Regions from separate parts of the Mus musculus genome. Here regions 2, 3, 4, 5, 6 and 7 are each linked to region 1. Evidence: chromatin loops called from intact Hi-C (ENCODE). Cell type or tissue: gastrocnemius. All regions are shown on one strand.

The links. A loop is a pair of places that touch in the nucleus more often than their neighbours do. Peaks named below come from ENCODE experiments on the same cell type or tissue, not always from the same donor. Only the 100,000 strongest peaks of a DNase experiment are listed, where the experiment ranks them.
Region 2: a loop joins it to region 1, with 2.4 times the contacts of the local background. A loop is called at or near these places in 12 of 42 quality-filtered maps.
Region 3: a loop joins it to region 1, with 2.6 times the contacts of the local background. A loop is called at or near these places in 13 of 42 quality-filtered maps.
Region 4: it touches region 1 in a loop (5-fold over the local background); 8 of 42 quality-filtered maps call a loop at or near these places.
Region 5: it touches region 1 in a loop (2.1-fold over the local background); 5 of 42 quality-filtered maps call a loop at or near these places.
Region 6: a loop joins it to region 1, with 2.3 times the contacts of the local background. A loop is called at or near these places in 8 of 42 quality-filtered maps.
Region 7: it touches region 1 in a loop (5-fold over the local background); 15 of 42 quality-filtered maps call a loop at or near these places.

Annotation. Positions count from the first base shown.
Region 1 is chr12:71,828,823-71,832,822 of GRCm38, reverse strand. Daam1 (dishevelled associated activator of morphogenesis 1) reads right to left here and starts at 1,755. Exons shown (of 26, transcript NM_026102.3): 1 at 1,492-1,755. In gastrocnemius, CTCF peaks have their summits at 1,241 and 2,163 (motif pointing left); DNase peaks (open chromatin) are centred at 354, 1,038, 1,775 and 2,451; H3K4me3 peaks cover 2,728 bases; H3K27ac peaks cover 2,517 bases.
Region 2 is chr12:71,885,187-71,889,186 of GRCm38, reverse strand. The region is part of intron 1 of Daam1 (dishevelled associated activator of morphogenesis 1); the gene reads right to left. Among named protein-coding and RNA genes, the nearest start is that of Daam1, 56 kb to the right of the region's middle. In gastrocnemius, no CTCF peak of the experiment used is centred here; no DNase peak of the experiment used is centred here; H3K4me3 peaks cover 1,196 bases; H3K27ac peaks cover 4,000 bases.
Region 3 is chr12:71,979,494-71,983,493 of GRCm38, reverse strand. Daam1 (dishevelled associated activator of morphogenesis 1) reads right to left here. Exons shown (of 26, transcript NM_026102.3): 22 at 2,633-2,740; 23 at 741-801. Among named protein-coding and RNA genes, the nearest start is that of Gm40440, 59 kb to the left of the region's middle. In gastrocnemius, a CTCF peak has its summit at 1,566; a DNase peak (open chromatin) is centred at 2,545; H3K27ac peaks cover 2,304 bases.
Region 4 is chr12:71,767,104-71,771,103 of GRCm38, reverse strand. No RefSeq gene overlaps it. Among named protein-coding and RNA genes, the nearest start is that of Daam1, 62 kb to the left of the region's middle. In gastrocnemius, a CTCF peak has its summit at 2,495 (motif pointing left); DNase peaks (open chromatin) are centred at 840, 1,925 and 2,481; H3K4me3 peaks cover 579 bases; H3K27ac peaks cover 367 bases.
Region 5 is chr12:71,902,966-71,906,965 of GRCm38, reverse strand. The region is part of intron 2 of Daam1 (dishevelled associated activator of morphogenesis 1); the gene reads right to left. Among named protein-coding and RNA genes, the nearest start is that of Daam1, 74 kb to the right of the region's middle. In gastrocnemius, no CTCF peak of the experiment used is centred here; DNase peaks (open chromatin) are centred at 133 and 1,843; H3K27ac peaks cover 2,813 bases.
Region 6 is chr12:71,934,111-71,938,110 of GRCm38, reverse strand. Daam1 (dishevelled associated activator of morphogenesis 1) reads right to left here. Exons shown (of 26, transcript NM_026102.3): 4 at 1,481-1,552. Among named protein-coding and RNA genes, the nearest start is that of Gm40440, 100 kb to the left of the region's middle. In gastrocnemius, a CTCF peak has its summit at 1,613; a DNase peak (open chromatin) is centred at 3,931; H3K27ac peaks cover 2,262 bases.
Region 7 is chr12:72,045,852-72,049,851 of GRCm38, reverse strand. It overlaps the pseudogene Gm7986. Among named protein-coding and RNA genes, the nearest start is that of Gm40440, 7.7 kb to the right of the region's middle. In gastrocnemius, a CTCF peak has its summit at 2,066 (motif pointing right); a DNase peak (open chromatin) is centred at 1,842.

The DNA of each region.
Region 1 (4,000 bases):
GAGTGACCTTGTTAAGTAAATTGCCTCCAGCACTATTAACTATGATAATGATGGAAAGATACAGTTCACTCGTTGGAGGAAAAACATCTTCCAAATTTAGTTTACCTTAGAACAAAAGCCCCAGACAATTCGCTTTGAGATGATGTATAGGCACATGGGAGGGGACAGGTCCAAAAATATGGTGTCCAAGCTATGTAGGAAAGAATATGGGGGAGTCCCAGAGCTGCTAGGAGGGTGAGGAAGAGGGAGCAGCTGGGCCCAGGGCAAACATTTGACCACACCCCCCCGACCACACCCTCCCAGCTGCCCGCAGAGCCACAACGAATTGAAACAGCAGTGCGAGCTGTTAAGATTCCAAAGGCAGAAGTCGCCATGGCAACCGGATTCGTCTTGCAGGCAAACTATGCTTCAATTCACTAGGTCCGGCTCAAATCTCAAGAAACTACCAATTCAATGGGGGCAAAACGGTCACGGGCAGCATTTGCTCTGGATGCTCTCCCAACATTGACGGTGGAGGAGAGAGACTGAGAGGAGGAATCTATTTCTGAGCACAGTAAAACATTTTATGGGGAGGGGACAGAACGTCCCAAACCTTGATTGTAAGCAACGTGCAAAGGACCGTAGAAGGGTTTGATGAATGTGAGTAAATGAACGAATGGAGCTGACGCAAAAAGGGAAAAGAAAAGCCAGAAGACTTTCGAGTTGTCCAGCCGGGCCGGGTCCGGTCGGGTCGGGCCCGGCCTCGCCTCGCCCTGCTCTCCTCTCTAGTCAGAAGACAAGCCAATCCCAAACAGCTGGTTTGGGCACCAGTTAGATAAACCCGATTATCCAGCCCTCCTGCCCCCACAGCGAACCTTATCATTAGGTTATCCACCACCCCATCACCACCATGGTTCTAAGGAGAGCGTTTAGCCCACGCCCAGGTGCCCTTTGCAGGGCTCCATTTGGCAGAGCCAAGACTGCGATACGCCCCTCGAAGCAGGACGCGGGGAACCCCATCCAGTCCCCCGGAGACGCAGCCTCCCCGCGCCGCAGCTAGCCGCCGGCTCGCGGCCTCCGCAATGCCAGGTTTCCTTCTTCTCTCTGCACACAGTAAACTCGGAGACTGCCTGGATTAGTCAGCCCCTCCGTTTTGAGTATGACTTGACCCGAAGGTGATAGGAATGGTAGGGGAATCGCGGTCACGGCCATGCCCACGGATCTTACAGAGCCAGCGGCCCAGGAGCGCCGCCCGCTGCCGCAGCTCCCTCAGCCCTGGCCCCGGGGAGCCTGTGGCCGGGAAGAAGAGAGATGTACCCGGCCGGCTCCACGGCCACCGAGCGCCTCGGAAAGAAAGAAGGGAGGGACCCCATCCTCGGGGATGCCTTCCTTCAGGCTCGCCTCGCTCCGAGCCGTGCTGCAGCCATTTTCCAAAGCCTAGATTGGCAGCTCGTAGCTGTCTCGGTCCTGTTCCCACCCAAACCCAACCTGAAGGACGAGTTTAATATTTACCTACTGGCCCCGGAGCTCCGGGAAGCAGCAGGAGGGCGCGCCGCGACAGCGCGAAGAACCAGCACGCCCACCCCGCGCCACGGTGCGGTGCCGCTAATGAATGAGTGCGGCGGGCGAGCCGAGGAGTCCCCTCACCTGAGCAGCCGCTGCATGCTGGAAAGGCCGCTCTGCGCTCCCGGTACAATGGGATCCGGTTAAACAGTTCCCTTCACAGCCGCTCGTAGGTTACCAACTCGCAGGTGACATCACCCTCGTCTCCTCTGATAGGACACAAGGTGGCACCCACTGCGCATGGACGCTTTGACTCGCCTTTAGGATTCTGGATGTTGTAGTCCTAGTCCTACAGACAGAGCCGAAACAGTCTCTCCATCCTCACGCTCAGGAACTACATTTACCGAGGTGCATCTCTGTCCCTCTGTGCCAGCCCCCTCCCCGCCCCCCAGACCCGCCCCCTCCCCGCCCTCCAGTTTAGCAGAACCAGTGGTGGTCAGTCAGAAGCCTAGGGGCATAATGTTTGGGGAAGAGGGCGAGGCACCCAGCGGCCGTGCCCTTTGACTTGACCTCTGATCCTGCCAGCGGGTAGGCTGCAGGACCAAGGGGCGTCCTGAACTCGCGCACACCCGCCAGGCACTTCTGTTCGGTTGGGCTCTCCTGCCCCCATCTGGGAAGGGTCCATAAAAGCCTTTCTCTTCCTTCCCTGCTCAAAACCACTAATTCATAGGACTCCAGGGGTTCTGGGTTGAATACTGAATCAGTATTTCCTCACATCCCCAAGGATCAAACAACGCCAGCCGCGGAAAAAAAGGAATCTCCTTGAACCACACTTTGGGTTAGTTCACCTTCCTCCTCTCTTTCCTTTTTTCCCTTTTAAACCAAGACCGAGTCGAGTGGTCAAGAAGAAAGCTGGGGACAACTTAGTTGGCTAACCTGAGAAAAACCGGCGGCTGTCACTAATGAAAATGCTGTGTAATAGAAGACAGAGACAGTCACCACAATCCTGCGTCTGAAAGCCTGCTGCTGTGGAGATAAAACTATCGAACAGCCATGCTTTTGTTCATCCCTTTAGGGACTTCCCGCTCTGGTGGCTCTCAGCTCCTCCGAAGATAACATGCATATCTCAAAGTTTTAGTTAATTACTCATATATAAAATTTTAAAATCCACAACACTCCCTCCACCCTTGTTCCCCGCACATTTCCTTTCAAAAATATAAAAATTTTAAGACCTTTAAGCAAACAGTACCCTTCAAGGATTGCCCCCGATCTTCAGACACTTTTATGTGTATTCAAGTGTTAGCAAAGGGTGTGAAGTGAAATTCTGACCCTTCTGGAAGATTTTGGTTTTAATACATAAAAGTTTTCGGTTTCATGATCTCATTCAATAACACCAAAGGTGAGAAACTTAAATAGAGGGAACAAATGTCCAAGTGTGTGTGTGTGTGTTTGGGGGTGGGGGGGGCTGTATTCATTCCACTCTCAATGGCACTGCTGTGATCAGCTCACACGCCCTCTTCCACCAGCAAAATTAAGATTTTGCTTCTCAGGAAATGAAGACTGACAATTAAAATTTCCAACTACTCTTCACCTAATTGCTGGTGGAATATCACATCACTACTTATCTTCCCTTTTCTGCTTCAAACACTAAGGCTCAAGTGAAATACGTTCTTGGAACTAGAGGAGCATCTCAGAGGAGAGGGAAAATGATGGGTTTTTTTGTTTGTTTGTTTGTTTGTTTGTTTGATTTTTGGGTTTTTTTTTTTTTTGTGTGTGTGAAAGAGGAGGTTGCTGTTGGATTCTGATCGTCTTTTGACAAGCCTATTCTGTACAGAGCAGAACCGTTTGTCTCCACAGAAGCAGGATATAACTTTGTTGCTCTTCTGATCTATTCTATTTCAAATATCTGAAGTGGAACCTAGACAACACAATTGTTCCTTTGGCCATCAGAACAAGGGTACAAGCGGTGATGCTCCAACTAATGGGTAGGCTTAATGTATTGTTCAATTGGCTGTGGGAAAATATTCAGAAAGAAACCCAACCTCACATGGTTCTAAATGTTCCCCCAATCTTATAACTGTGGAAAGCTTTTAGGTGGAAACATAATCAGTGAGCTTGGATTTTACTGAGTCAATAAACTGAACTCGGAGCCTCTCTATCAGGCAAGGTTTGTCCTTAGAGATGAAAGCATGCTGTTAAGGCACTCAGAGAAATAATTTTATAGAAGAAATGCCCTCTCTGCAAGCTCTCTTAGTTCTCTGCAATAAAAAGGAATAAACTCTTGCTCAAAGGAAAAAAAAATCCCTTCTCTATAACAGTATTACGGGGTGTGTCACATACCTCCACGTATAAAGGACAGCATGCAAAATAGACTACAAACGGAATTTGTATGTGAGAGAGAGAGAGAGAGAGAGAGAGAGAGAACTATCAACCAACTTTAAATGTAGATAATAGATAATAGAAGACTTGGTTTTCTGTTTAAGTAGTGATGAATTTAAACTGATCCCTGCACACTATT
Region 2 (4,000 bases), 56 kb before region 1:
AAGTTCTAATAACATACCACTCTAGAAAGTGAAACATGGACTTCATGTAAGGTTATAACGCCCAAGGCTGAGATGTAAGTCAGGTGAGGCAGTGCAGCCTAACGTGGGCAAAACTCAGGGTTTCATTCCAGCACCACGTAAAATATCTGCGGGTGGGCACCTGTAACCCCAGCACTATAGAAGTCCGGGCAGGAAAATCAGAAGGTCCAGGACAATGAACCACAACATGGTGAGTTCAAGATAGGTCTCAGCTACATGAGACCCTCTCTTTCAAAACACACACATACACACACAGTATTTTTAAAACCTTTTCTGCTACCATCAAATATGTGAAAGCCATTCTTAGTTCATAGAACAAAAAACCAGGTGGTATAGCCATGCAGGCCCCTGGACTGCAGGCTACAATGGCTGTGCTTCACTATCGAAGGCATGCATTTAATATTGAGCTGTTCCAAAAGGCGCTCACTCAGGGAAGGCCTCGCCTGATGAGTGACATTTAGCTGAGACCTAATGGATAAAGTAGGAGCAAAATGTCAGTAGAAAGGCTTCCAGACAGGAATGTGTGCACTGGCCTGGATCAGGGAGGTGACAGGCAAATCTGAGTCAGGGAGAAGCCAGCCCAGGATGTGAGTAATGGGAGCTGAAGAGGGCAGAGGCCCAAACTCAGATGGCTCACACACAGCAATGCCAGCCCTGGCCAACTGGATTTTCCTGCCCTCATCATCAGACTTCTGTAACACCTCCTAAGCTTAGGCCAACCACAAGTGGACACATGCCGCCATAAGACCTTGGTAGTAGTTGCACGGCGGAGCCCATACATTAGACTACACTGTTTTCCTTTTTAGGTGCACACTTGTGCACACACAGGACAACTTTCAGGGATTAGTTCCCTCCTTTTACCATGGGTTCCAGGGCTTGATCTCAAGTCATCAGTAACAGCAGTGAGGGCCTTTATCTTCTGAGCCATCTCAACGGACCATGTTTCTCTTCCTTATCAGACCATTTTCAGAACTCACTCTAGTTATGCCACTTTCATGGGACAGGTACACACTCTTGCCACACTACTACACATCACATATATAACAGTGCTTTGGGAGTCTGCTTTTCCACTAGACTCAGGGACGCTGAGGGCAGGGACAAATCTTGTATACTTTTAACAAATGCTTGCTGAATGCAAAGCATGAATGAGCCTGACCGCAATGGCTCCTCCCACAACTGTCTTTGGATTTGGTTTTACAACACCAGAACACTTATAACCATTCATAACCAACTGGAGCACTGAGTACTCCTCAGCCACTAGTCAAGGTTTTGATGCTGGCAACAGCTCTGCAGATGGAACTCACCCTCAAGGTGTTTGAAAATTCCCTGGGGCATAGCAAAAGATTCCTGGGGAAATTGGCTCATCTCTTCTCTGTCAACTCACTCACAACTAAGCTCTATGGGAAGTCGACTCACCGCAAAATCCTTTAGGTATTTCCCCAGTTCCTTACACTTAGAAAATCCTTTGCTTAAGAAAAAAAATGTTCAATTTGTTATCTTCATTGTGTCCCCTCAACGTGCCAGACAGAGCTAGAGACATAGATGGAGCCCCACTCCAGACAGAGCTAGAGACATAGATGGAGCACCACTCCAGACAGAGCTAGAGACACAGATGGAGCACCACTCCAGACAGAGCTAGAGACATAGATGGAGCACCACTCCAGACAGAGCTAGAGACATAGATGGAGCACCACTCCAGACAGAGCTAGAGACATAGATAGAGCACCACTCTGGGAGCTCACAGCCTAGAGGAGATGACGAGGACCAGGGCAGCTGGCCCTTCTCTTTACTAGAGAGGGCACATGTGGTTGCTGAAACTAGGAACCTGTGTGTCACATTTTGGCTCCTTTTTAATGAGATCTGTCTGAAAGAAAGGATGAATTCCACCCTGACAGCTGGGCCCTCAACCACTTCTCTAATCTCAGCTTCTGGCACTAGGGCAGAGGAAGAAGTCACCTCTGGGACATCCCGATGCAATCCATCTACAGTATTACAGATGACTACGGCTATGCTGAGCACAAGGAAGCAATTAAAGCTAAAGGTTCTGCAGCAGGTGCACTTTGCTGAGCAAAGGGTGAGCAATGCTGTCCATCTGTGGTCTAGCTCAAAGTCAGTCATTTGTACTTTACCCAAACAAACAAGACCTCTGAGTACAGCAATATCCAGAAAGTAAAGCCAGTTTTAGGGAATGGAGAGGAAGATGATTAAGGCCTTTTTGTTTTTTTAATTGGCAAGAAGCTTCAAGTCTTTAAGAACACCTTTCCTAGCACTTTTCCTTTGACAGTGCCAGTGACAACACAGGAGATGTGTAACATTTGCTTTCCACAAAGCAAGACACAATGAGTACCCCATGTTAGGGGAAAACGTGGCAGTTCTGATGACAAACAGTTTGCACTGATTTACACACTGTTTTAATTGGTTCATTGGGGGCCTCCGCCACACATTTTAAAGATGTCTGTCCATCCCAAGGGAGCGGATCACTCACTGGCTATCTTCCCAAGGTTTTTCCACACCGAGAGTTGATTCAAAGGAAACTAGAGCCTACACAGGCTGGGGCCAGGAAAGGAGCGAGAGGCATGAAGCTCCTGCCAGCCACCCACTAACCTAAGAGCCAACAGAGTTTCTGCATGTACTCACAAGTTTGGTAGGGAGCCTTGGTCCTTCTCTAGCTCTGTTATTCTCACCAGGACAGTCTGTTTCACAGTAAATTCTCCAGCTAAAAATCTCAACACCAAACACAGGCATTTCTGTACAATGGATGATCTCCGACATTTCTGAGACAAAGTGAGTTTAGGTCACTTGCACAGAGGGCCAAGGGCAAAATCTGTATGCATAAGAACCTTACGGAGAAGGGTGGGACTCTGTCTCCATCCCAGCTGCCGTACCAACTCCAGCTGCCGTACCAACTCCAGCTGCCGTACCAATTGCTTTCAGAACCTCCTCCAACATCAGTTTACTTTTCAGGGCGTCCAGTGCAGTTTGTGCTGCAGCAATACAACTCAAGACCTCTTATCAAGGAAATGTGAAAGGGAAAGAGCTTTGCTTCTTTCTCTGGCCACCCCTCTCCTCTCACATTCCGCTTGTCTGGTTTCATTTCCCAAGGACACCAGATGCCAAATGCCAAAGAGTCATGAGATACAGCCAAAGGTTGCAGAAGCATCTGAAAACCTACAGATTTCAACATCCTTTCCACCAGGAAACGGAAAGGGCGTTTCTCAGGCCATCCAGTGAAGAGACGGCCCAGCCCTTCCCACACACTTGGTCCCAAAACAATGTTCTAATGGGGCATGTCTTGGAGTGGCTCTGGGAAATTCACTCAGCAATCTGCTCACTAATCCCAGTGGCTTCTCTGATGCAAGAGGAAAAAGAGGAGGGCATCCCACTCTGGCCCCACCCAGACACCAGGGAAAACAAATTCCTAAAAGCCAAAATAGCCAAGGACCCCCTAAAAAATAGTACTTAGGGTCCACTGGTCATCCAGGCAGGCACAGGAGCGTACATCAAAAATGCAAACCTATGCCCTTCCTCCCTTAGCTTTTTACTAAATGAGGGAGGAGGGTCCAAGTGCACTCTACAAACACCCTCAGACCAGACCAGGACTCAACCAGCAAGTACATGTACTCTTAACTGTGTTTCCAAGTTCCTGCCTCAGATCCTGCCAGAAACCCTGCCTGCCCCCCTCCCTCACCACCTTTCATGGGGAGAGCAGACAAGGACACCACTAGATTTTCACCCTGAAAAAACTGGCAGGTCTAATCGTATGACTCAATGTGTTAACCTCAGGTTCACAGTATAAATCCCTAAAGCCTACAGAACAGTGTTCTTGGTAAGGATGTCTGTGTTGCTCACATGACAGAAACCAGCGTCTGGGAGCCAGGACAGCTCAATCATCTGGGAGAGAAGCCAAACCAGAAGTGTCCCAGGAGCTCTCTCCTCACCATGGAGGTGAGGCACTCATTGG
Region 3 (4,000 bases), 150 kb before region 1:
CCAGCGCCGCTGTGCTACATTCTTCTGGCTCCTCCCTATCTTCTCCACATTCCTGTGGTTCCCTTTTATCTTCTCTACCTGGGCAGCCCCCCTCCCATGGACCTTTCTACACCATCCTGCTCCTAAGCCATAACTGGAGTTCATCTCCTCCAGTAGGAGCACCTCCTCCAGGATGTGCCAGCCAATCACACGCCTCCAGGCTAGCCTCAATCCAGCCCTTTCATCACGTCTCTCTTTGATCACCACCATGCTTATCTAGACAGGGTCCTGCTGAGGGAACTGCTGCTCTCACCATCGCAGCACTAGAAAGCCTTGGACATGGTATATATGCTATGGCCAAGTGTGTGTTTGGTGAAGACTCCCCTTCCCAAAGGACCAGTTCAGAAGTAGCAGAGGGGTTTCCATCAGCCTGTGGAGAGTCACATCAAACGGTAACAGAACAAGGAAATGGAAGGTTGCCTCACCTGGTCCATTCATGCTAAGGCCTGCCTCCTGGGTTGAATTGTTGGCCCTCCTCACCTACTTCAAGCTCCCACTGCAGGGAGCCTCTCAGGACACTTGGCTGTATGAAACTGAGTTCCTATACTGGGCACAGCTTGTGCCTGCTTCTTTCTGGTCACTCTTATGGAATCATGTTTATCCTGGGCAGAGCACATGCCAAAGGCGCTCCTGTGCTCAAGGTCTGCACACCAGCAAAGTAGTGAGGAGGCCGACAGTCATGGTGGGAAGCAGGTACTCACCGTCTCTACAGCTTTCAGGCCACTCCTCAGGGTGCTGATCTCCTTGTCCAGCTCAGTCATGCTGTCGGAGAGAGTGACATCTTAGCAGTCAGCAAGCAGCTTACAGGAGTAAGTAAGAGACACACTGGCTCGAGTCAGTGCGTGCTTGGAGGCAGGCATATGCTTAGCTTATAAACTATATTCCAGGGACAGTGAGATGGGTGAGAGTGCTTGCTTCCAAGCTTGACAACCCCAGGTTACTCCTAAGGACCCACACGGTAGAACGATAGAAGAAAACAGTTGTTGTGACTTCCAGAGGCTGTTATGGAGCATGCGTGTGTACACACATGTACACACATGTATACACACACACACACACACACATGTACACACACACACATGTACACACACACACACACACACACGTACACACACACACATATGTACACACACACACACACACACACACACACACACTAAATGTGATAGAAAGAAAACATTCCTCTCATTCTCAGATTTCACAAAAGCTACAGCATTAAAAAAATGTAACTTATGTGAGTATAATTTTAATTTTTCTGTACATTTTTTTGTTTCCCTCTGCCAGCAGGTATATGTTATAGGTTAAAAATAGCAGAAGAAAAATGTTTCCCATGAGTAAAGAAATATTTTATGTTTGAATCACAGAGCGCCTCTGCTTCAGCAAGTTGCTATATGTAGAAATGAGCATGTGCTGCGTTTGGCTCTCTAAGAAGGTGGCTCGCCTAGAACCTCATTCAGTTGGGACCCTGCAGCTCACCATGACTACAGCAGTGGGAGCAGCTCGTGGCCTCAGTCAGCAGGCGGTGGCTGAGAGCTGTCCTGGACACTTTTCACTTTGCTGCCTTTTTTGTTTTTAGTGGAGAAAGATTCCTGGGCTTCTTCCATGCTTTCTGTTTCATGGCTTTTAAACACTAAAGATTAAAGCTCAACTCTCACAACCCCACCGTATCAAAGAGCTTGCCGCCAATAGTTCATTTAAAAATAGATCATTTCTTGTGTTACCTACTCTATTTCTTATACCAAGGGAGGGAGGGAGAGGGAGAGGGAGAGGGAGAGGGAGAGGGAGAGGGAGAGGGAGAGGGAGAGGGAGAGGGAGAGGGAGAGGGAGAGGGAGAGGGAGAGGGAGAAACAAGCCACTTATTCTAGGTTGTCAATTCACAGCAAAAGGCGCAGCTTAAATATATGTCTGTCAGAAGGAGGGGTGGAGGGCGGAGAGCGTGGAAAGCTGCCTGTTTCCATCTCTGAAACAGCACGGGATTTGTGGGGAAAGTTTGGCAACTTCCCATTTTATTTTTAGGTTCTTGATTTGCATAACGACTGCTTCCCATTAACCGGCTGCTTGGTTCCAAAGGGTGTGCGTATCTGTAGAAATGACTGACTGGCTCCCTCACATGGAGGCCTTCCATTTGCTTCACCTTGCGTCCCCCTTTGACTCAGAGCTACCTGTGTACAGAAGAGCTGCTCTTCAGAAGCTCTGCTGAGGCTAACTATATGGCCTCACATGCAGCCAGGTGCTCTGCCACTCGGCAGCACCCCTGGCCTTCCATTTACTTTTTGTTGAGACAGTCTCACTAGGTTGTCCAGGCCAGCCTTGACCATGCTTTGTAGCCCAAGCAGGAATTGAACTTGCAGTCCTGCCTTTGTTTTCTGAGTCAGAGAAGCCAAAAAGCCTCGCTGATGCTTATACCCTTAAAAACAAATCAGATTTTACACATGGGGCAGTGAGTATTCCAAAGGACCTAGAACAAATATATATTCTCTAACACGTTTGGCTGTGATTCAAACCACTTCGCGCATTTGCACTTCAATGCGGTGCCAGCGAAGTGCCTGCTGCTCTGCAGTCTAGCTGGCAGAGCAGGGCTGGCCGTACTTACTTTACTTTCGCTGCTTGAGGAATATCCCGCAACTCTTCGCTTAGGTTGAGGACTTTGGGGTACTTATTCTCCACAATAGTTATTAGATAGTGCAAAAGAGTAATGTTCCTACGATTAAAGAAAAGGAGAACATGAAAAGTGATTAATATGGTTTATCTATTCACGGGGCAAGACCCAACATACACCAAGAACTGGTAGCGTGGCATGAGAACAGTTGTTGCACCCATTAAGGACAGCAGCTGTTTAGAAGCCTAAAAGTATTTTGCAAGTCTAGAACAACTCGATGTTGTGGTTATTGGTGATGCCCACTTAAGGTTTCATGCAAAGGGTGGTTGGATGAAAAGCCCCCATTTCAGAGCTGATGCTGGAAGTGTACCATGACTGTGCCGTTACATACACAATGTCCCTGCAGCTGTGAAATCACTTCTAATTTTAGCAGTTCTTCAGCTCTTAACTGCATGACCCTCGGTAGTTATAACAGCTGTTGGCGCCATTTTCCTGTCTGGTGATGACAGGATCGAACCTTGACTGACCTGGATAGGGAAGGGGGTGTCTGATAACGCTATCAGGCAAAGCTGTGCTAGTCTGGTCCCGTGGTCACCAATTCTACTGCACATCATAGTCACCTGGACTCCAGATGCCTGGGCCAATACCAGAGATCCATTTAACTGGGATGAGGTGGGGCCAGGCATGGATAGTTGTTAAAATTCTCTGGTTAGTCTAGCTTAGACAAAGAACCACTCATCTATCAAAGCTGTCCTAGTTAGAAGTATACAAATACATTTGTAGTAACATTTCCATAATTTAGGCAGTTTGCTAATTTACAGGGCTAAGCCACTATGCCCCAGCCCACCTATACCAAAGGGCATCAGGGTTGCCTAACAATGTTTTCCCATAACAATGTAAAGCATTTGCAGTGTTCTGTGGCTTTACCCAGACAACACTCCTGCTCTCATGGCAAGGGTTCAAATAGGTTTTTCTTTATTTTTGTTCCTACCAGTAATTAGGAAACATCTTCCATTAAAACAAAACAGTGGCCAGTACTCCTGGCCTCTCAGGCTTCTGTGAGCTTGCTACATCTTATTATTGAAGTATTACCACTGCTTATAGAACCTATCTCTCTGCCCTGAGCCTCTCCTCTAAAGGTGGAAACAAAACACTGGTAACTATCACAATAATGCTATTCTCTTCATTATTTTAGAGAGATGCTTTTTTAATCTAGAGAAATTCCCACAGAGAAACTGTGTAGCCCTCCCTGGCTGTCCTGGAACTCACTTTGTAGACCAGGCTGGCCTCGAACTCAGAAATCCGCCTGCCTCTGCCTCCCAAGTGCTGGGATTAAAGGCGTGCACCACCACTGCCTGGCTG
Region 4 (4,000 bases), 62 kb after region 1:
CGTGTCTTGAAAACAAAACCCCAACAGCAACAAAAAGGGTTTTGCCTCACGTGTATATGTGTGCATATGTGCAAGCATGTGTGTGTGTGTGTGTGTGTGCTGGGACAGAACTGAGGCCTGGCACATGTTAGGCAAGCCCTCCATTACTAAACAACAGCCTCAGCCCTTTGAAGTTGTTCTAACTATCATCAGAGTCTTTACATAGCAAATATATGAAGTATTTGAATATCTGTCATGACAGTGACTCTGCTTGTCAGGCCGGCCTAGTGAGTCTATGCGACAGAACTATGTCAGAGGACATGACGGCTTCTGTAGATTCCATTAGCCATGTCACCTCTTCTTATCAAATTCTCTTCCAGCTTGGTGCAGGAACTCAGCCTCGATTTTACAAGAACAGACTTGGAAAGATATGAGTCAGGAGGGTCCAGAATCTGTCCATCTGCGGTAACGAACTTGGCCCTTATTAGCAAATCTCCTGGAGACTTCCGGTATCCTTAGGTGTCCCCTGGCTGGAGGGAAGCCTGTCCAATCAGGGTGGTCCTGATGTCTCCTTTGCTACATTTTACTTACCCTGGTCACACCATCATTTGGCTTTGTTAAAACAGAGATTGGAGTGATTTCTTGACACTCGAGAATGGTGATGTGTGACTCATGGGACTTCCTCCGGAAACACAAGTGGGTTGTCCCACTAGTTCCTGCCAGAAGGTCCCAGCTTTCCGATGTACTCCAGGCACCTTCAATATGCTTACAGTCTTCCTAGATAGGATCTCAATGTGAAGTGAGGAGTAATGGTTTGGACCCAGAGCCAAGCATGTCTCTGCTTCTCTGAAGACAGCAGATGTGCCAGCCATCTTGGAGGCTCATTAGGAGGTCTCAGTTTGGGAGATATACAGCCAAGCGAATGATGGTTCGCTGCTAAGACTCAATGCCTGCCTGTGCACAGCCACTCACGGTTGTATGGGGGAATCTTTTATTAGAAATGTACTCCCATGACTGTATCTACCGCAAATTTCTAATGTCCCTCAATAAATCTCACATGTAGGCTTTAAATAACGATTCTTCCTTCTCTCCGTTCAAGCTGGAGAAGACTGTGTCAGCACTGAGGGACCGAACACTATTATTATTTCTGCCGTCCTCAAATCCTTATTATTTTCCAACATCTCAAATCAAATGCTGCGCTAATTTCCACAATACCCATTTTATTAGTTAAACAAATAAACCTGTAGTAGCAATACCATTAATAAATTAGCAAAATCCATCTGTAAGTGCATCCATTATGTTAAGTTTATGTTGCTCCTTATTTATAATAATATTGCCCTTCTCTGAACTATTTTACTCCACTAAAGGCATTAAACAATTCACTTTTAAAATTTATGGAAAAAAGATGGCTGGAATCCTGGTAATGTAATCCTTTGAAGTTTTATTTATTTATTTATTTATTTATTTATTTTGGAATACAGTTTGGAGAAAGCAAGAATTTTCTTTTCCTCTGCGAGAGGGCAAGGCTGTTGGTAGTTCAGTCCCTTCCCTTCGCCAGCCTTCAAGTCTAGCTCACGTTTCCATGCCCAAAGCATCATAAATAACCAATGAAGTAAAAGACTGTGTCTAAACACTAGGAGTCAATTTCCATAAACGCTCATGTTAAAAAATGCATGACTGGTGTGCTACAGTGTGGACGTGTTTCTCCCTCACCAGCATCAACCTCTGTGCCCTCAGGAATAAGTAAAAGGATCTCAAACCAAGAAGGTGGAGAGGAGCGAGTAGTAGGTGTTAACTGACCACTGCCCTCTGACCTGTAAACACAGTAAAATGGTAGGAAGCTAAACAACCCCGCCCCCACCCTCCGCCCCCACCCCTCACCCTTCACCCCCCACCAACGCCCATGACTCTGTTTCCACAATGGGTGACACAGCAGTGGCCGCCTCCATGACTCTCCGAAGCCAGAGAATACATATGTGGTGCTCACGCAGTGCTTTGGGCTTAAGCTACTGAACAAGAGCCTCTGCTTAGTAGAGAAAAAGACTTAGAGCAGCCACTGACTGTCATTACTGCTGCTGCTGTCCAAGAAAGCTGAGAATGGTAGAGAATAATTTCTGTTCTTTCTCACAATGCCTTAGTAAGTTCTATGTACGTTATTAGTTATTATTCGTAAGTTAGAATGTTGGTTTTATGAATACAGTTTTTGTCGTGTGTACCCAAGTTTTCTTAAGGTCCTAGGACCTTTGCTTTCCTGTGCAGAGCTTCCAGCAGGAAATTTTGCCTGGTTGGTCTGCTTTTAAACGAAAACCAGTATTCTTGTCGGCGTTTGCATTTTAAGGATTTTTACGGGCAAAATGCTCAACAGAGCCGTGCTACACTCTTCATTAGAAGAGGGAAGAGTAGAGAATGTCAAAAACAATAAACTCACGGAGTTTTGAGTCTCCGCTTCAAGCTTCAAGTTCCAGGCAACCTTTGAGACGTTTCGAAGCACAACACCGCCACCTTCTGGTAGCGTCTTGCCATCGTTCTCTCTGCCAGTTGATGGGGGCTCTCTTCCATCCATAATTTGTGTTTTCTGTTAGGACAGATCTAATTTGATTTGTAGCCTTGAAAACTTTAGGTAAAGTCTAGACAATGTCTTAGTTAATTTGAATTAAGATCAAAGAGTCTGAAAACAGAGGGCTTTTAACTGGTTCTGTTGTCGGAGAGGGACGTGATTTTGGTATCAGCGATCTTACCCGAGGCATTCTGTGCCGTTGTTTTTCAAATCTATTACAGGTAAGACTCTATTTCTTGTATCCCAGGCAGGCCTGGAACGCACTGTGTGGCTGAGGATGACCTTGAACTTCGGATTCTTCTGCTTCCTCTTTTTTTTAAGCTAGGGATTAAGCTGCAGCTATGTGTATACCAGGCAAGCACTGTACAGCTGAGAGGCATCTCCGGTCCACTTTCCTAGAGCATTGCAAACATTTTAAACATCACTTGTGTCCTAGGAGGTGGTGAGACTGAGAGGGTTTGCCCCTCACTGCTCCACACTGACCACAGTCAGCCTGCTACATCTCCTGGCCAAGTGAGTCACAGGGGAGATTGGCTAATGGGGTTTTCCTTTTCTGTCCAGTAGAGGAAAAGACGGCAGTGTAGAGGAAGGTGGTCCCAGCTCTGCTCTTACAAAAGACCAGGAGCCCCAAAAGATGGTGAATTGTAGTGAGAGTTTTGGTTTCTTAAAAAAAAAAATACAGTTCTTTATGTGAATATATATTTTTTATTTAATTCTCAAGCGTGGGATATGGGGCTGCTTCAGGTTGTCCACAGCAATTAACTGTGATTGTTTCTAGGTGGTGTGTGTGTGTGTGTGTGTGTGTGTGTGTGTGTGTGATAGAAGACTCTGAAGAAGGCATAAACAGGAGATCCCAAAGAGGGCCTGTGGGGCTGGCTGATGCTCTTCCAGTTGCTTCCCCCACTGCTGCTGGTGGGTTTGCTATAGCTTGTCTTCTGGTTTTCTGGATGGCCAGATATTCTGATGACTAAGATTGGACTTACCCCAAGGAATCCAAAGACCCAAATTGGCAGGAAATAGGCCAGAGAGGTCTACACCACACCCCCTTTCCCTCTAATCTTCTTTCTCTCCTATCCAGTGTTGGGGTTGAAAGGAATAAGGGTTGGAAGGGAGGTAGAGATATAAGAACCCAATAAAATAATAAGACAAATATGCCAACAGTGAATTCTCTGTTTGAGAAAAGGCCCAAGAATCTTGGCACCCTATGGGATATCCAGCCAAAATGGGACGTCACTGGCTACTTCAAACAGCTCTGCTGCACCTGGCTTTAGCTGCAAAGGGCTGTCCTCTCCTGTGGGCTAACGAGCCTCCTGCAATAAACCAGTTCAGCCAGCTTAGGCTATCAGAGCCAGTCCACAAGCACAGGCCAGAGGCAGGGCAGGAGAAGAAGAGGCTGTTGGCTTGGGTGAAGAAGAGAGCTGCCTTTGAAGGGTGCTCTCCCCACTGAAAGACTGCCATGCCTTC
Region 5 (4,000 bases), 74 kb before region 1:
TATGGAGTGTGTGTGTGTGTGTGTGTGTGCGTGCGTGCGCGCGCGCGCGCGTTGGGGGGGGGGGTCGTGTGGAAATGTGCTCAAGTGCTTACAGGTGTTCATCTCATTGAACCTGAAGCTTACTGATCCAGGCAGATGGGCCAGCCAACCAATCTGGAGTCCACCAGCCTGCCCCTCCCCTACTCCAATGCTGGCATTACAAGCCACACTGCTGCACTGAGCTCTTATGCTGGTGCCGGACAGCTGAACTCGGGTCCTCACTGAGCTATCTCCCTAGCCCTTGGTAGACAGATTTAAGAGTAAAATGATTTCTTAAACCTCCTCACCTTTGTTCTTTTAATCTGGTCCCCTTCCTACAGGGCACTCTGATGTTGCCATAGTAACATCCAAATGAGAAAGATGAATAGAAAAGATGATAGCAGGTGGGGAGGGGACACAAACATCAGTCCAAATGTATCATCACTACTCCAAGAAATAGTCACAAAACAAACCCAGCTGCTGGAGTACTCAGCAGTCATGGGTGTACACTCTCACATACACATACACACACACACACAGTTTACAAGCTAAGCTTTAACCACTAGGATCCACTCACACAGCATCCAGGCAACAAGCACGCACTGTGCACCCTTTCTGGAGTAGGCACTACTTCCAGGCCCTGGAGCTGCAATAGTTAGGACCCACAGATGCTAGGAATGCCTGCACCATTCTGCTCTCTGAAAGTGCACAGCTGCATCTGCAACCCAGGTTTGACATGAAGCGTTAGTCACTAAAGGATACTCTCAAGTTAACTGGCGAGAGGACGGAAAAGGGCTTTCTGGCTCCTTCTAAATTTGGTAGTTGCCCATCTTTCCAGAAAACAACCCCTATGTTTATTTCGTTGGCTTCCAGTCGCTGTGTTGAACTTTGTTCTTGGATTTTGCAATGTGCAGAAGTAAGAAGCTGGCAGCTGTAGAGTGTTTTAAATGAATCCATTTAAAACTGGATAAGAGAAAAATATGCAGCTTCTAAAAGGAGGGATATTTTTTTCAACAAAGAAAATTCCAACTCTTCATCCATGAGCCAGAAAAAGCATAGCTGAAGACAGAGCTGGCCACTGAGCTCCCAGTGCAAGAATCAAGAGACGGTGTTGGACGCAGAGGCGCTCTGGCCTGGGAGGTTAGTGGGGAGGGTTTTGAGTGTAGTGGGCACATTCGCAGATAATCTAGAATCGAAACGAGCCCTGCTCATGGTGGGTTAGGGTCATGCATGTGCTGAGGACAGGGGGTGCCACCGAGATGAGTCTCACGGCATCAGGATAAACTCTCAGCAAGTTCTGTATTCAGACCAACAGATCTTTCTAGCCACTACTAGAGCACATTTTAAAATGAAAGGTGAGGGAATAATTATAATGCTATATTTCCATCTATGAAACTGTCAAATAACAAACTTTAAAACAAAGTAAGTACAAGAAAAAAAAAATTACACTGGAAAGCTTACCCAAACCTACAATGAGGTACAGAGATCAAACCAGGCCCTTGGCCTTTTAGCTCTTAGTGGGGTCAAGTACGGAGTGGCTACTCAGTACAGAATCTTGGCTGTGTAATTTGCACCTGGGAGCCTAAGGACAAAATTAAGAGGTCATGTTTAGCCCACAGAAGGTAGTTATACACCATCCGGGTCTCTTTAGGTTTCATCCTAATAGAATTGGAACCAAAGGGAGCTAAGCTATTTTCTCCACAGCATATTAATTTATAGATTTACAGTGGTATTTGTTTGCTTGCTTGGTGACACTCTCTCGGTAGCCCAAGGCTGACAACAAACTCCGAGGGCAGCCAAAGATGGCCTCCCTCCATGGCCACAGGCCTGGGACAGGTGCCACCACACCAGCCACTGCTTCAATTAAACAAGCTGCTCCTGTTTCTTTCTTTCTGTCTTCGTGTCCTCTCACCCCATCTCTTAGACCTAACATTAGGAAGAATTCAGAGACAGACAGCAACTAGACTGACAACACTGTATCAAACATGAAGTAAAAAAAAAAATCTAAGTTTAATAGCTTATTGTAAAATGCCTTGCAATGACAAAATACACACAAGATTCAAAGAGAGAGTCTTTCCCTCAGCTCTGGTGAGGGAGGACTAGAAGAAAACTTACAAAGACATTTTGACCACTAAAGGATTTTTTTTTTTAAGCAATCAGGGTCTATGCCAGAACAAAGAAATATATAACATCAACTGGGATAAAACTCTGCTCCCAGCCCTTCTTTGATTTTAGAAGCAATACAATGTTCTGTGAAAAAACACAACAGATACAGGCAGGTAAAAGCACACAGATCAACATTAGCCTATATTATAAACCATCAGCTGATCTCAGGGCCAGAGCAGTTGCTTATCAAGTTCTGCATTTATGATCAGTGTTATCTCCTTTAAGCCAACTGCTCATTGGCAGCAGGTCACACCACAGTGACAAACACACACACACACATGTGCACAGGAACTTTAGCACGGCACACACTATGTCCATATCTACACTGCCACTTCCCTTTGTGACGTAACCCTTATCATACTGGCATAAGCAGATCGTACCTAGAACACATCAGGTTAATTTACTCATAAAACGCCAAGTGCCACTGGAAATCTACTCAATGGTTTGTTTTTCCTTCACTGCCAACTAATTGTGTCCTTTAGCTAGAGACTCCTTTCGTCCTTTAGTAGTCTGTCAGGTAAGAATAGACCCCATGGGACTGCAGCAATCTCAATCCAATGCTTTCATTCCATTCCGGTTCTTGGCTTCTAGGCAGCTGAATGCTCTGAAGGTATTCTACATATAAAATCTGACTTCCTCTGCTTGGTTACCAGAAATCCTAATGCTCTCATTTAAAAACAATAGATCAAAACCATTACTCCGTACAACCAGAATTTTTTCTCCTATCAGTTTAAAATTACAGTTCCTGCTACCCATTTTCTCCCCATCTTCCACTGGAGACAGGGAACTAAATGGTTCTTGTAAAAATCATTCTATTCTTAGCCATGATTTTAGTTTAGCACAAAGGCACATTTTTAAAAAATGAGGAGCTAAAACATGATACAACTTCTCATTGATTCTGATGATAACAGAAGAATTTTATTATTAAAAAGAGCTTATAATAGCCCCAGTAATCAGAGAAGTGATTTAAAAAACCTTTAAAAAGGAGGTAATTCTCATGGCTAGCGGGACAGAACAATCTGTAGTCTCAAAAGCTTTCTAAAATATAAAGTAATAAAATAAAATAAACACATATAATCACACCCCTGTTCAAACAGAACCACCTATATGGGAGTATAGTGCTCAGGCCCAGGTCCAGATGTTGGAGGTTCCGTAAGCCGCACAAACGAAGCGATGTTGGGAGTCCCATAAGCTGCACAAACGAAGTGCCCACTGCCTCACTCTTGGTTCTTCACCAAACCATGATGGTTAGCTCCCATGACTGAGAACACCATAGCGCTGGGTGATACAACATAAGGAAATGAACCTAGTACTGACTCAAGCTCCCTCCCTAATAGTTAGCTTTCATGGTGCCAGGAAATGCTAGGCAAGCTTCTGAGTCATCAACAGTCTTGCCTAGCTATGGAGTCTGAGAGCCTCAGTAATGACAGACCTGATAAAATATGCTCACTGGTGCAATAGTGGCATCAATGTTACAGGAGTAACCAGGTGTTTTCTGATTGGATGTAAGGCCCACTTCACAGGGCTGGACTCATGCCCAGTGTTTTAAACCTAGCCAAGAGCACTTGGTTGGGAGAGCATCGAACCCACAGGAGAGCCCATTATTGCTTTACTAAACAGAGGTGAATCCAAATGTTTTCTAAAGATATATCACTATGCCAAGAGTGTACCTTTCAATCCTCATCAGAAAAGCTTATTATTGTAGTGGACAGTAATTAATCAATTGTAGTGGACAGAGGCTCACAGAATGAGTAACTGTGGAGTATTCGGTCCTAAATGGGACAATATACTCTGTGACGGTTTGTATATGCTTGGC
Region 6 (4,000 bases), 110 kb before region 1:
TTACCCTAGCACTTCTCTTGTTACCCATCAAACAGTGCCAGCTTAATTATACCCAGGGACAATCTGCCTGACAGTCCCTTTTTCCTCACAGTCAGGAACAAGAACTCACAAACAACCTCTACATGCAAGAAATGGTGAATGGCTCCAAATTATTATTACTTGGGTGGACACACAGAGAAGTCCCTGCAGTCTTCAGAACCCTCCCATTCTGTTAGCTCATCCACAGACACCAGTGTCCCCATTTTCTCATCGCTGGAGAAGCAGTGTATGGAATGGAGTTTGGTGGATGTGGGATTCAGATCCTTTCCTCTTCTTTTCCTCTCCTCTCCTTCTCTCCTCTCTCCTCTCTCCCTCCCCCTCCCCCTCTCCTCTCCTATAAACCCTCAAGGCAAACGCTTCTGTGGCTTCTTCTATAATTTGTGCAGTCCTGGTCACACCTAACAGGCTGTTTATTACTCAAGGTACAGCAGCAGAATAAGAAAGAAACAGGAAAGAAGAGGAAGAAACTGAAAGTCAAGGCCCTGCAGAACTTAAATAAGAGCAGCAAATTCATGGATCCGGGTTGGTTTTTACCTTTTGCAGTGGGAGTAGCAATAAAACCTAGATCACATTAAAGGTCTTGGAGTGGTAAGACAGCTCTCCATGAGGACCTGGGTAGAGGCAGCAGAGAGTAGAGCACTCGGGAGAGTAGAGCCTTCTATTTCATATTATCAACTTAAAGTTGGATACAACCCATTCTGAAAATCATGAGAATGCCATGAGAGGCAAAGACTTCGACCTTCAGTTTTCATCAATGGCAACAGGATTTAAGCTACTAAGGTTCAAAGGCTGGTGACTTATTTTCTGTTGTGAATTTTAGCTATGATTAATAGATGATGTTCAGGCTGCCTAGAGTGCTAACATCTCAGAGGCCAGAACTCAGATACTGAGAACGCAGTTTAACTGCTAACTATAGATCACAGCTTTCCCTAGAGCATTCTGATTATTACAGCATTTTATCAAGTCATGTTATGATTCTGTATATGAACCTCTCGGCCACCAATGAGATCAGGAAGTCAGGAAGGAGCTAAGTTCCCAGAGAGAGGGAGATGGGTATGAACATGATGAAGGGACAGTTAGGTCATAGAACTGTTAGAAAAGCCTACAGTCCACAGGAGTGTTGTTGCAACACTCCCAATAATTAGTCACAGCAACAGCAAGTCCAAGTTGAATGCAAGCCATGTTTCAAATGGCATTTCCTCTTATAACATTAAGACCAATCATATGTTAGTGTGTGTAGATTCTATTTAAAACACACTAGAAAAGTTACTTCACTAGGCAACCTTTCAGCCCCTCGTCCCCAACACCTCAAACACTGAGTGTCTGGAATGGAATTTGGAAAGGTAACAGCATTCAGAAGGGCTTACTCAATCAAGCTCATTGTGCAACTGTGTACTCTGTACCCTATTTTAGGCTGTCACAGAATGTAAGTAATACTTACAGCAGCCATGGAATTGAGCTGATCAATGTAGAACTCGGGCCAACTGGTTGCTCCCTTGTTTTCTTCCTGGTCCTACAAAAATGAAAAGAAATAAAACAAAGTAAGAAAAAGTGACAAGGTAACACATTACCAGAGGCCCACATGGAGCAGCAGAGAGCTGATGTCCTGTGCATCATGATGGTGGTCTGCAAAGCCACGAGAATACAGGAGACACTTATTGTTTTACAGTATCGGGTCATCTACTTAAAGGGTACATGGGAATTGAATTCACGCCAGGGAGTAACATTTTCTTTTTTTAGTGACATAATGGTACTGAGAAGGATATTCTAGGTCTCATGTCACACTGAGGACTACATGGGGATGTCACAGCTGTATGAAATTCAAGAGTGAAGGAGACCTGTCTTTACAGTGGCCAGAGACATGGCCAGTTGGTGACTAGATTGTTTCTATCAGTTATTTAGATTTCATTGTGAAGTAGGATTTCATTTGATGTGGCTGAAAGGGGCTACTGACACCGGTGGAGTTAACAAGAGAACACATGTTAGTCCCAGGCACAGGTCTCCTGCTGACCCAGCTCAGGAGCTATGTTAGAAAAACGAGTGTGCCAGGCAGTGGTGGCACACGCCTTTAATCCCAGCACTTGGGAGGCAGAGGCAGGCGGATTTCTGAGTTCGAGGCCAGCCTGGTCTACAGAGTGAGTTCCAGGACAGCCAGGGCTACACAGAGAAACCCTGTCTTGAAAAACAAACCAAAAAAAAAAAAAAAAAGAAGGAAAGCAAAGGAAAAAAGGAAAGGAAAAAGGGAAAGGAAAGGAAATAGAGTGTGTGTCTGCTAAAAAGACCTGAAACCCAAACCCACCTCAGCTAGATGTGTCTCACAACCCAGGTGACCTTGAGCCAAAACAGCTGGCGCATCTGTGGATGGAGTTCACTGACACGCCTAACCTGGACCTCCCTGTCAGCTGTAGTCTCTGTTGGAGACACAGCAAGCTCAGCCAGGAGGCACGCTGTGCTTGGCTTCCACAATCTCGCACACCTTTGTGCTGAGAGAGGTATTCCTGTAACCAGGACTTTCCATTAAGAGAGCACCCCGATATAATGGGTCACCCAAGGAGAAGACACTGCCATGTACACACAGCGGCTGTCTGATGCCCAAGGAGTTACTGCTATACTGCTGGCTTCAGTTTTTTAGTTTCAGCAGCCCATCCATCCATCCATCCATCCATCCATCCATCCAAACATTCATGCATTGGGCCTTGGAAGAGTGATTTCTAGGAGGAGCTTTTAATTTTAGGCTTAGACCTTATCTCTAAAAATCCCTCCCTTTTTCCCTCTTTCTGTAACCCAGGCTGGTCTCAACTGTAGGACTGTAGAGTGATCCTCCTGATTCAGATTTCTAAGTGCTGAGGTTATAGCTATGAGCCACCATTACTCGCCCTACAAACACGCACGCGAGCGCACGCGCACACGCACGCACACGCACACACACACACACACACACACCACTGTCTCTAGGCAGATACTTCCAAGTGAGTCTGCTTAGGTGATCAAAGAAATATAGTTCAAAACTGTTTTCAAAAGCCGGGCGTGGTGGCACATGCCTTTAATCCCAGCACTCGGAGGCAGAGGCAGGCGGATTTTTGAGTTCAAGGCCAGCCTGGTCTACAGAGTGAGTTCCAGGACAGCCAGGGCTGTACAGAGAAACCCTGTCTCGAAAAACAAAACAAACAAACAAACAAAAAACTATTTTCAAGCAGTAACAAGCAGTAACAAGAAGGAAAATGGCTGTTTACAGGGCCACCTGAGTGGGCAGCAAGGGACACAGATGAGGGTCACGGGTATAGCAGTGGCTTTGAAGTTGGGCAGGATTACACTCTTGTGATTTAAAAACATTCAGAAAGCCTGATGAGTTTTAAGAATGGCTCTTGGCTATAATTTACCACATTAATAAAAGAGCTAGAGTGGCAGAATAAATGCTGAACCCAGCTCTCCTCTTAGAAGGAGCACTAAAATTAGCAAAAGCCTGCTGCTACTAACGTATTTAACAAGCCAAAACCCTCAGTGATAGTCAATGGTATTTGAACCTATAAAATGAAATAGAAGGTGCCAGATCTTTCTATTCTCCCCAAATCAGGGCAAATTTCCAAAGCAAACAAAACCAAGTCCTATGTCCAAGGTTCCACAAAAGCCTATCTGTTGTAAGCTCCACAGTCCTGGATACAAAACAGGGATTATTTTAGAAACTGAAGACTAGTGCATAGAAGGAAGACTTTGTACTTTGAAATGTTTGAATAATACTAACAGTTAAGAGTAGACATTGTAGTCAAATGGGGCTCCTTTCACTTCTGGTGCCTCGGTGCTGAGAAAATTACAAGTGCCACATGTATGAATGCACTGGTTGATACTGCTCTGGGAGTAGTAGGCAGGGGGATTCTTGGCGCTCTTCCCTTTGGCAATGCACCTCTGACTGCCTGTGCAGTCCTGGTCCTTACACACAGAAGGATGCAGCAGTCGCCGGATG
Region 7 (4,000 bases), 220 kb before region 1:
GACCTTAGACCAGAAATGATTAAATAATGTAGCGAGTGCTATACACAGTAAATATAAAGAAGCAAATGAATGAAATAAAAGGAGACAAGGAAAGAGAAAATGAAAGCAATACTAAGTGAAAGGAAAAGGCAAAGAATATTATAGATGGGAGAGGACAAAAAGCAATAGAGTTTTTTAAAAAAAACAAAAAAACACAGTTCCCCAATAGTGAAAAAAAGTAATCAAAATAGTTAAGTATAATCCAAGAAGTAAAGTAAAAACATAAAAATTTAAAATAACAAGAAAGCACCACGAAAGCAGAATTTTTTGTTTTTGTTTTTTGTTTTCCGAGACAGGGTTTCTCTGTGTAACCCTGGCTGTCCTGGAACTCACTCTTTAGACCAGGCTGGCCTCGAACTCAAAAATCCACCTGCCTCTGCCTCCCAAATGCTGGGATTAAAGGTGTGTGCCCCCACTGCCTGGCTGAAATGCATAATTTTCAAGGTGGGAGAATTACAAAGAGAAAAGGCTGAAATGTGGGGGTTTGTTTTCTTGGTTCTTTAAAAATGGAGTCTTCCCTCTTCCTGTAAGCGGCCAGAGGTCACCTGCCAAGATGGTTCGCTACTCTCTTGACCCAGAAAACCCCACAAAATCATGCAAATCAAGAGGTTCAAACCTTCGTGTTCACTTTAAGAACACCCGGGAAACTGCCCAGGCCATCAAGGGTACGCATACCTGCAAAGCCACCAAGTATCTGAAGGATGTCACTTTAAAGAAGTAATGTGTGCCATTCCGGGGGGATAATGGTGGCGTTGGTAGGTGCACCCAGACCAAACAATGGGGCTGGACACAGGGTCGGTGGCCAAAAAAGAGTGCTGAATTTTTGCTGCACATGGTTAAAAATGCAGAGAGTAATGCTGAACTTAAGGGTTTAGACGTAGACTCTCTAGTCATTGAACACATCCAGGTGAACAAGGCACCTAAGATGCACCGACGAACCTACAGAGCTCATGGTCGGATTAACCCATATATGAGCTCCCCCTGCCACACTGAGATGATCCTGAGAAGGAACAGATCGTTCCAAAGCCAGAAGAGGAGGTTGCACAGAAGAAAAAGATATCCCAGAAGAAACTGAAGAAACAAAACCTCATGGCCTGGGAATAAATTCAGCATAAAATAAATACAGATAAAGTTTTTAAAAAAATGGAGTCTTCCAGGTGGACATAGAAATTGTCACTTAAACTTGGGGACTCTTCTCTTTCTGACAGTTTATACTTTTGCTGAACCTGCACTGGAGAAATATTAGTCTTCCACAGACCTCTCTTCATTTTCATAGCTTCCTTTCCTTGCATACCACACCGCCTGCTACCACACCAGTCTTTACCATCTGTGGACCAGACAGGTTCACCCACCCTCCTGAGACTCCCTGATTTAAATGTCCTGTGGTGGCCAGCGTTTTCACCAGAGGGCGTCTGTCTAATGCACTGGGACTCACACACACAACACTGAGATCTCTACAGACAAACCAGTCTCCATCCTTTCAAATCTACCCACCTTTGGCACGGTCCTGGAGGAAGAAGACTATTTCCAGAGCTGCCATGGTCGGAGCCTACTCTCAGGCAGCCCTGACACACTAGGTTCAGCAACTGTCTCAGGAGGGAGATTAAACAGATAATTCATAGTGAAAAGCAGAAAAGGGAGGTTTATTCAATGTGGGCACACTGGGAAGAGAAAAACGTAGACCGTTGACCACTAAGTCTATCTTTGGGTATAGGTGTAACTAGAAGGTGAGACTTATACATAACTATGCAGTCCTGGCCCTGCCCACGCCCATTAGTCTTCCCTATAAGGTGGTCTGGCGAGTTTTCAGAGCTCTGTGAAACTTCTTTCCAGGAGAGAGGCTTCCCTTCCAGCTGGTGCCAGGGCCCCAGCTTTTGCCTTCTTCCATTTCGAGACTCCTGGTAAATTTTCAATTGCTTTGGAGTTCATTGTTTTAATTGTCTTATAACTAAAGGGCACACATACCTAGAACGTCTACCAGGATGGTTATAATTTAAGTGCCTGAAATACTGCTGCTTTTCCACAAGATGGCTCTATTATCAAATACAACAATTTTCAAAGCTGGAAACTTATGAACCACTTGTAAACGTTGGTACCTTGGGGTGCATTAATCTTTAAACATTTTAATGTCCTTATTGATAGCAGCTTTTCTCTTACCATTTACCTGTTTAGGTTTTGTAGGGAACCTTGGAGATGGCTCAAGACCCCCAAGACCAAGTTCTCAGTGCAAAAGAGATTTATTTAGCCAGAGAGGCAGAGGGCAGGGCTAAGGGACAAAGAGCCAGAGACAGGGTGAAGGGGAGGGAAACAAGGGAGAGGGAAGAAAGGGGGCAAGGAAGAGGGGTAGGGTGGTGTTAGTCCCAGAGGACAAAGGACTGCCTCTGGATAGAGAGGAGACAGACATGGCTCATAAGCAAATGGCGGTTTATAAAGGTAAAGGGGGAAAAGACTATGTTAGGATGAAGTGTTTAATTTTAATTGGGCATGATAATTAGGTGAGCCAAAGGGGATTTTTTGATTGCTGGACTTCAATACTTTGATAGCTAGACCTTGGTAGTCAGCCTAAGGAGGAGAAAGTGGCTAAACAAGGGAATAGACCTTGGTGGGTAGTTTAGGAATGGAATCTAATGGGCTTTAGCAAGGCAGAGGGAATAGGGGGGAGTAGGGAAAGGACAAGGCCTGCCAGACCCAAATTTGCCGTGCCGGATTGGCTAGAGTACCTTCAGGTATGTTTATTTTAAGATGTTTTAGTTTTAACTTTGTGTAAATGGGGGTTGGAAAAGACACACCATGCAGATGCCCTCGGGGTTCAGAAGAGCCCATTGGATCACCTAGAGCTGGAGGTACAAACATGGAGGAGAGAGGGTAACTCGTGGGAGTTGTTTTCTCAGCCAGATGATCAAACTCAGGCCATTCCAGGCACCTTTATCTGCAGATCTATCTCACCAGCTCTGAATTATGTAATATATTAAAGTATAGATGATATCATTTTAAAATAGCCTACGTGTGTTGAAAATATTTTAACAGGAAATAGCATTGAGTATATACATTAAAATGCGTTTCAATTAAAATGTCTACTACTGTATATTGCTAGTAGCAGGTTTCTCACACTCAATCCTTTGAAGGATAAGCATCGTCTCAGTACTACGGGTGTTCAGTTCATGTGCTTTAATTGATGGCCTCATGTCCTGTGCTGTGGATGGAGCCTGTCATGGCAACTGAGAAACAGGTCAAACTTCTCAGATTTAGAAAACGGTATTGGGGTAGCCAGTTAAGAACAATCTATGAAGCATAATCTTTTCTTTTCAGAGAATGGGATGGAACATTTGGTGTGGCCAACATTTAATGAATGCTTCCATCCATATCTCTGCTTAAACTATATCATTTACTTTACTCTCTGTGGCTTCCATACTACTATGCTTACCCAAGGATAAAGCGGTGGAGATGAAAAGAAATAGTTTGTTCAAGATCACTTAGCCCAACAGCCGGAGAAGTTGGGTGGGCTGGCTGGTTTTATGTCAACTTGACAAAAGCTAGAGTCACCTGGGAGGGGGAAACATCAGTTGAGAAAATGTCTCTCTAAGATGGGACTGTAGGCAAGCCTGTAGGCCATTTTCTTAGTTAGTGGTTGATGGGAGAGGGGCCCGGCTCTTTGTGAGTGGTGCCATCCCTGGGCTGGTGGTCCTGGGTGGTATAAGAAAGCAGACTGAGCAAACCATGGGGAGCAAGCCAGTAAGCAGCACCCATCCATGGCCTCTGCATCAGCTCCTGCCTCCAGATTCCTGCCCTGCTTGAGCTCCTGTCCTGACTTCCCTTGATTATGAACTATGATGCAGAAGCAGAAACTGAATAACCTTTCCTCAAAGTTTGCTTTTGGTCAGTGTTTTGTCATAGCCGTAGAAACCCTAATGAAGACAGTGAGGAAGGCAGACTCGAGCTCACTGATCTTGTCCTCTGTGCC